Linked DNA regions of Homo sapiens: region 2 is linked to region 1. A link is an interaction called in ENCODE POLR2A ChIA-PET data of the cell type or tissue named here. Cell type or tissue: A673. All regions are shown on one strand. Each heading gives the region's core, and the rest is flanking DNA. Links, peaks and the distances in the headings are about the cores only. Region 1 has its middle 18 kb from the start of DUSP6. Region 2 has its middle 130 kb from the start of LINC02458.

The links. ChIA-PET counts read pairs that join two places held together with the same protein. Peaks named below come from ENCODE experiments on the same cell type or tissue, not always from the same donor. Only the 100,000 strongest peaks of a DNase experiment are listed, where the experiment ranks them.
Region 2: POLR2A ChIA-PET joins it to region 1 with 5 read pairs; 4 of 35 experiments call an interaction of 5 or more read pairs at or near these places.

What each region holds. Positions count from the first base shown.
Region 1 is chr12:89,331,820-89,336,220 of GRCh38, forward strand. No RefSeq gene overlaps it. Among named protein-coding and RNA genes, the nearest start is that of DUSP6, 18 kb to the right of the region's middle. In A673, for the core only: no CTCF peak of the experiment used is centred there; DNase peaks (open chromatin) are centred at 1,792 and 2,162; H3K4me3 peaks cover 820 bases; H3K27ac peaks cover 3,821 bases.
Region 2 is chr12:89,143,093-89,147,493 of GRCh38, forward strand. No RefSeq gene overlaps it. Among named protein-coding and RNA genes, the nearest start is that of LINC02458, 130 kb to the left of the region's middle. In A673, for the core only: no CTCF peak of the experiment used is centred there; a DNase peak (open chromatin) is centred at 2,339; H3K27ac peaks cover 3,313 bases.

The DNA of each region.
Region 1 (4,401 bases), core at 173-4,172:
AGAAAAAGAAAGAAAGAAAAGAGAAAAAGAAAGATTAAAAATACACCATAACAACTATTTATATAGCATTTACATTGTATTAGGTATAATTAGTAATCTAGAGATAATTTAAAGTATACGGGCGGATGTGGATAGGTTATATGCAAATACTACTCCATTTTATATAAGGGACTTGAGCATCTCCAATTTTTGAGGGAACTATCTGAGGGGAGTCCTGGAACCAATCCCCGAAGTATACTGAGGGATGATTGTATACATTACCTATCTAATGATATGCAGTGACTTATTAAGAGTCTAGAAGCCGGGCATGGTGGCTCACGCCTGTAATCCCAGCCCTTTGGAGGCCGAGGCGAGAGTATTGCTTGAGCCCTGGAGCTTGAGACCAGCCTGGACAACATTGTGAGACACTGCTTCCACAATAAATACAAAAGTTAGCCAGTCATGGTGGCACGTACTTGTGGTCCCAGCTACTCAGGAGGCTGAGGTGGGAGGATCACTGGAACCTGGGAGGTCAAGGCTGCAATGAGCTGAGATCACCCCACTGCACTCCAACCTGGGCGACAGAGTGAGACCCTGCCCCCTCCCCCTACAAAAAAAAAAGAAAGAAAAAGAGTCTACCAAGTACAGGGCACTGAGCTTTCCATATGCATTTCATTAATATGCACAGTGCTTCTATTTGTTCATGCATTCTACAGATAATTATTGTAGTGCCAGGCACCATCCTAGGTGATAGGTCAACGTTAGTATTTATGAGCTAGGTATTACTGCTCCTATTTTATAGTTGAGAAAACTGAGTTTCAGAGAAGAAAAGTAACTAGCTCAGCATCACAGGGTATTGTTAAGCAAAAATGTCCAACCTATCTGAAAGCCTAGTTTTTAACAACTATGCTACATGAAAAGACACTAAGCCACAAAGATGAAGGCACAGAGTTGAGCCAACATCTATAATAGAATATGAGAAACTATACAATGGCAACAAAGACAAATTGCCTTGGGACCATGTTAAATCAACTCCTAATCTTTTCAAAGAATTCAGAAAGCTTCTGAGAAGAGGTGACTTTTGAGCTAAGACTTGAAGAAAAATTTGTCAAGAACGGTAGTAAACACATCATCACATTTAAAGTGTACAATAACCCTGAAAAAAATAGCATTATGGTTCTTTCACAGAAGAGAAAACTGAGGTCAAGAGAGATGAGGGGCTTGCTCAGAATCAGTCAGTTACTATGGTATATGCCAATGTCCATGCCAAGCATTTCACAGCCATTGGTCTCCTGACAATCCTGACGTTTAGGCAGCACCACCACTAACATTGTTGCCACTTGGTCTTGCCTAGGTCTTGGCAATAGCTTGTGCTTTAGTGGTGAAGCTGAAATATACACCCAATTCAGCCTTACTCCCAGACCCAAAAAGTAGGTTCTGTGAAAGTTTTCTTGCGTATGAATCCAAGTCCTGGGTTCTAAAGGGAAGAGTGACCTTAGGAAAGAAAGAGATAAAATTAATTTATTTAGGCACATGTCAAGAAATTCGCTCAGTCTGACCAGGCACAGTGGCTCACACCTGTAATCCCAACACTTGGGAGGCTGAGGCAGACGAATCACTGGAGCTCAGGAGCTCAAGACCAGCCTGGGCAACACGGCGAAACCCCATTTCAACAAAAAATACAGCCAGGCGTGGTGGCATGCACCTGTTGTCCTGACTACTTAGGGGGCTCAGGAAGGAAGATCAGTTGAGCCTGGGAAGTCAAGGCTGCAGTGAGCCATGTTCACGCCACTGCCCTCCAAGCTAGGTGACATATGGAGACCTTGAAAAAAAAAAAGAAAAGAAAAGAAAAGAAAGAAAGAAAGTGAGAAAGAGAGAGGAAGGAAGGCAGGAAGGAAGGCAGGAAGGAAGGAAGGAAGGAAGGCAGGAAGGAAGGCAGGAAGGAAGGAAGGAATTCCTTCTTCCCACCAAAACAAATCTCCAGTGCACCTAAAATAAAAAAAAAAAAACAACCTAAAAATGCTGATTATCACTTCAAATTAAGGAATAGGCTTCAAAACATTTTTTTAAAACCTCACTTCTCCCCACCCGTCCCTACAGGTTGATTTACGCACACTTCTTAAGCCAAGTCAAAGAACTGGCTTAACTCTAGTTTCCCTTAGAAAGCATGACTCCAGGCTGCCTGAGCTTCCTCTGTCCTTTTGTGACCTCCTGATGACCTGGGAGTTCCACCCACTTTTTAGGGCCTCTCGGAGCCTTGAATCTACACATCAGTGGGATTTAGTTTCCCTTTTGCTTTAATGACTCCTCAGAACCTTACTCATGTAGCAATCTCACCCACTTCCTTTCTTGTTTCTCTGGTCCTTATGGGCTATAGCCCACCTCTCCTTCCCATGCAGGCAGGTTCTCAGGGACAATGGTGATTTATTTATTTACAGTTCTCCTTATATTTTGTTTGGTTAGCTTTTATTTATTTCTTTTTCTCAGGTGGGGGAAAAAGCTAGGTTATGTCTTTGGGTGTCAGCTAGTAATCTTTCACTTTTCTTCCCATGTAACCACCCCCACCCGTTTTTTTTGTTTTGTTTTGTTTTTTGTTTTTTTTGTATAATTATAGGTTTCACCTCATCAGACAGTTAGACTTTAAATTGGTCTATCTTTAGGCTGAAGAAATCATCTTGAAAATTCAGAATCAATACAAGAATCATGGTACTAGATTAGTATCACTAAGACTCAACATCTAAAAATGAAATATTTAAAAATATATACATGTTTTGAAAAGAAAGAAGAGGAACAGAAGAATTGGAAAATGTTTGACTCAACTAGCTCATGCATGTACCTTTCCTATCTGTCCTCCAAGGAGTGAGGGAAAGACTTTGTTAAGAATAACCACCATCAGCAAAACCCCACAATTCTGAAGCTCAACCACACAAAATGCAAAGGGATATTTGGCATAGAGGAAGTGAACTTCACAGAAATTGCATGTGGCCGTGCAAAGAATTCTGCAAATTTAACATATCACAAAGAATGTACTGAACAAATTTTGTTATGAGTTTTCAAAAGCCTCTCACATCTCTCAATGGTCTCCAAAGTAAACACATCTCCCACACTGTAGCATCCATTACTATAGTTTTGAGTTTCTGCTCTGAAATGATGCAATCTTCTACTCAGGACGGCTTCGTAAATATCTTTCCCAAATGATGGAGAAACAGAATTCAACTTCACTTCTTTCATTCCTCAAAGAACATGTCATGCAGGGCTGCACGTTAGTGGCCATCAACCAGGAAATATTTCGTAAACAGAATTTGTACTCCATTTATTCTGAGTTTACTTTTAGAAGCCACTTATCTCTTTTAGAAGAACTTCCCTTGCCAATCACCTTTTGGAAAAGGCCTGGAAGAGACACTCCCTGAGGACGTGCAGAATCCTAGGTCAACAGCATATACAGTGGAAATAAATAACTAAAGTATCTACATCTTAGGATGGTCCCTTTCCTTCCTAAGACAATCAGTCTTTTCAGAGCAATTGAAACACATATGCAGGTGTACACACATGGACGTGGGTGTACACACACACACACACACACACACATTGCAATATCTCCTCTAGTACATTCTTTGATATGTGACCATTACTTCTTCTCTAATAATTGTGATTAAAACTCCCAAAACAAGGAATGTCTTTGGAGATGGAAAGGCCACTAAAATTCATATTGTTCAATGCTCTCATTTTGCAAATGATGATGCTGAGATCCAGTATGTTAAATTTATCCCAAAGAATTTATATGCTCCTAGAATTTTCAGATAAGATTAGAGTTTCTCCTTTTGAGACCTCTTAGCGGAAAGATCAAAGGCTCTGAGGTCAGCCCAGCCCGGTTTCAAATCTCAGCGCTACTGTTTACCACTTGGAGATCCTAGATAATTAATCACTCTAAGCCTCCATTTTCCCATCTACAAAATGGAGATAATAAGAGCTGAAAGAATCCAGAATATAACACTGTGAAGAGTTTTCTTCTAAACATTCGTTATCTGCTTAAAAGCAGAGCCTCCTAAAAGAATTCAACTGTTAAAACTCCCCTCCCAGGAGTTTTGTAACCAGGAAAGATTGAAATCACCTAAACAGGCATTGTCACAAAATGATAGTATCTCCCATCTATTCTCCTACAGGCCTATTTATCTTTCCTACAAGTCATTTGTTTTCCTATAAGTAATCTTCTCCCTCTCTCCTCCTTCACCTATTCCTTCACCCTCTCCTTCACCCAATTCTAAGCACCTCCTTGAGTCATACTTTTTGGTAAATTCCCAAGTACTTATGTGAATAAAAATACATGTTTTCTCTTGCTAATCTATCTTTTGTGAGTTTAATTTTCAAGCCTCCAAAAGTTAAACCTAAGAGGATAGAGGAAAAAGTTTCCCTCCCCGACAG
Region 2 (4,401 bases), core at 264-4,263, 190 kb before region 1:
TGTGTTCATCATTTTCTTGCTTTTCTTTGCAGTGCTACTACTTATGTATGCATTCCTAAACAATAGTCTGGTTTCACCTGTTTTTTAATTTCATAGGAACAGAATCATAATGTAGGCATTCTTTTGTGGCACAATTCCTTTGGTTAACTTTACATTTGTGACAATTTCCAATGATGTTGCCTGTAAGTGATTGTTCATTTATATTACTGTTTAGTATTTAAATTTATTTATTTGTTATACATATAGCCAGGGCCCATGTATGAGAGTTCTCTAGGATATATTGCTGGAATTGCTGGGTCATATGGTAGGTATATCTTCAGCTTTCCTCAACAATGTTGAGCTTCCTTTCAATTTCACATCCTAATTTTAGCCAATTTGGTCAGTATGTCATTGTCATTTCCACTTAATTTTTCTAATTGCTAGTAAGATTGAGTACCTTTTCCTATGTGTACTGGCCTCTCCCACTTCTTAATTTAACAATCAACATCACCCTAACTCGGCTTCTTTGTATAGCACACACATATGCAGCAAGTAGCCTGACCATTTTCCAGTTGATTTGGAATGCTTTCACCATTGTGATTATAAAACTGTTATATCAACTGTGCTTCAATTCATATCAGTCATTGAAACAGTCTGCGAAGGATGGAATGCTTTTTTGTTAAATCTACCGTTTGATGTTATAAACATGTTTGAATCCCAGCCTATACCTAGTCCTTAAGCTAATCATGGTGAAGTTGTACCAGGATAAAAGATGAAACATGAACTCTTTCCAGCACAAAAAGAAGTCTGTTTAGTACAGAAATTGAGGACCTAAGATCCATCAATGCAGGGCATTATGATAGTAGCTTATTGAATTGGTTTCTATTTTCTGAGTGGAATTACAGACTTTGAAATTTAGGGTAACACTAGGATTCTCTCTTCCTCTGACTGAAAGAGCCCTAGAATTTCAGAGTAAGAAAGATGTAATATGTTATTATGTTTCTTATAGAGGCATTCATTAACTATTTACCTCACGTGCCCCAAATGGTCAAGGGCAAGCTACACTCTCACTGATAAAGAACATTTTCTGAAAGAGCCTCTATTTTGCAGAAATGTGGCCTGCTCTGCACATCCTTGGGGTTACAGAGCAGAGAGCCTCCCTATGTTTGGCATTAATCTTTTAATCCTCTTAGATCATTTGGTTTATTGTCCCAATCTACCTGTTTTCATTGTTTTTCTGTTACAAATCAAAAAGAAAATCTCAGCAATGCTCAGAAGTATTTTTATAAAACACAAAACACTAATTTTGGTTGGCATAAATTAAAATAAAACTTTGTCTTCATTTCTCAAATTTATTGAATATATATCCACCTTCCAGTTTTTTTATCTTTTATAAGGAAAAAAATTCCAACACCTGTCGACAAATAAGTATACCTCTTTAAGTGCATAACTACAGAAGATACAGAGGACAAGAAACTTCAAAATGCATAATTGCTCAAACAGCCAAGAAACTATTCAAAGGCCTACGTCTTCCTGGGCTTTTTGTTTATTTTGCTTTTTGTTGTTGTGTTCTTTTCAGAGTGAAGGCCAAATTTACAGAGCACTAAATTCAGAATATGAAGGAAAAATAACTTACATGAAATGTGATATAAAAATAGCCAACCAACTGCCACTCAAAGGAAAATAAAACCAATTATTTAGCTAAATTGAATATTTGGTCGGAACAGTTGCTTTATCTGGATGTTGCCTTAATCTCTTCACGAAGGATATTAGGAAGGTACAATTGTCTCAATTATTAAGACATTTGCATTTTATCAGAGGTATCTGCATGGGGAAAATTTCCAAAATGGGTAACTACTTATAGATTTCTGGCACACATTTTTGACAAGGAAAATGTTTTTCAACTTTATATCGTGATATATTACAATAGTCTTTTTCTATTGAAATCCACTTCACATTTATATCAGATGTTACATTCAATATAATAACCCGAGTGCACAGCAGTGTTAAGTCCTTAGTAAACACACATATTCTTGTTGAATGAATAAATGAAACATTTATGTGGCCTACAATTGACTTCATTTTAAAGGTTTAATTCATATAAGTAGGGTGTACCCATAGTTTTTAAATAAAGGCACATAAAATCTCCAGTTTAGTCAGTTTAAAGTTTTAAGCCAAAATTAGTCTAAAAGTAGAGTAAGAGAACTCCTGTCTCTCTAATAACCAGCATTAACTTCAACAATCCAATCAATAAATTATAAATTATCAAAATCAAATCAAAGCCTGACTTTCTCATTTGTTTGAGGGCAGAAAGAAAGAAAAAGACAAATGAAAGGAGGGAAGGAAGGAAGGAAGGAAGGAAGGAAGGAAGGAAGGAAGGAAGGAAGGCAGGCAGGCAGGCAGGCAGGCATTTTTATAATAACATTAAGGAAAAGACAAGTTTAGCACCCCTTCTCCAAATACAGCATGGTATACCAGAAAAAAACATAGATGTTAGCTCCATTCGTATTCAGGCAACAAATACTATTGAGAACCTATGTCAGGTACTGTCTCGAAAATAAACAAAAAAAATGTTTAATGAATAAAACACAGCCCTTATCAGATGATCTTACTGTTGCTTGGTGGTGCGCTATTCAACCCTGTATTCAAATCTCATTTTTACCCTTTATATGACTTGGTACAAATTACTTAATATCCCAAAGCCTTGATTCTCTCACCTGTAAAAATTAGGAAAGTTTTAATTTATTTCTCAGTAGGTTGCTAGAAAGATGAAATGTGGCAGTGTACTCTATGTACACGTATATGGTATATCAATAGCAGGCACTAACATAGATGAAGTCCTCTCGTCTGCTGCTCTTTCGCCTGCAAACAACCAGTTATCCCCAGTAAGACATGAAAACAGAAAAGATATTTACATATTTATGATATAATGTATTATTTTGAGATCCTTTTAAATCGAAAAGCAAGTATCATAATACACATTTTTTGGTTAGTGGAATTTGTAATACCAACTATATTACCTATATGTTCATGTTTTTCTTTCTATTTTTCATTTACTAAACTACTCATAATGACTTCTATATCATTAAATGTGACCATGGGAGTGAAACAAACATGTCCACAGAGTCTTCTGGGTATAAAAGACAAAGATTAACAGAAAGAGGATTGAGAACTGAAATAAAAATGAGAGGGAGAGACCAAAAACAAGCAAACAAAAATACCTATTAATACCTCATATCAACCTTGTATTATGTATTTAAATAACAGTACAAAATAATTTAGTTAACCTAAAAAACAGTGGAATCAATATGAAAGTCAATTTTTTTTTTTTTTTTTTGCAATGGAGTCTTGCTCTGTCACCCAGGCTGGAGTGCAGTGGCATGATCTTGGCTCACTGCAACCTCTGCCTCCTGGGTTCAAGCGATTCTCCTGCCTTAGCCTCCCAAGTAGCTGGGATTACAGGTGCCCACTACCACGCCTAGCTAATTTTTGTATTTTTTAGTAGAGACAGGGTTTCACCATGTTGGCCAGGCTGGTCTCGAACTCCTGACCTCAAGTGATCTGCCCATCTCAGCCTCCTAAACTGTTGGGATTACAGGCATGAGCCACCATGCCCGGCGGAAAGTCAATATTCTCTAACCTATTTCTTGTTTTAGTTGGCCTGCCTCATTTGATATTACTTTTATTGTTTTTACTCTTAATTTGATGCAAAGGTTTGAGAAAACAAGTTCATCTCTTCAGCTTGATATGGTCAAAGAAAAAAATCCAGAAGAGGAGGGAATGGCAAAGTGTATTGACAAGTGACACAGTAACAAATTGGAGAACATATTTGCCAAATGTAGAAAATATTAACGTTCAAAATATATAAAGAATTAAAGAAGTAAAAGGAAAACAACCCGAAGAAAACAAAAAAGACAGAAGACTTAGGCAATTCACAGCAGAATTCTATATGATCAAAATATTAAAATCTCTCACTAATAATTAAAGAAATAAAATTCAAAACATTAAGAGAAATTTATTTCTATCAGATTAATTATATTCACTTTTGCTAAGGGTGTTCATAAATAGAAATTTTCTTACAATGTATTTGGAAATATAAATTCATGTATAATGTATGGAGGCCAAGTTGACAATGCCTATAAATAATTAAAATGTATATGCTCTTTGTCCAAGAAATTCCACTTCTGGGAATTTATCCTATGGTTATAAATATGAAAATCTATGAACAACAGTTTCTTATATCATTTTTATATTAGTAAAAGTTGGAAACAGTCTAAATGTCCTTAGATAGGGAAATAGTTGAAAAAATTGCAATTAAGCTATAAAATGGAGTATACTGTGATATGGCTTGGCTCTGTGTCCCCAACCAAATCTCGTCTTGTAGCTCCTATAAGTCCCATGTGTTCTGGGAGGGACCCACTG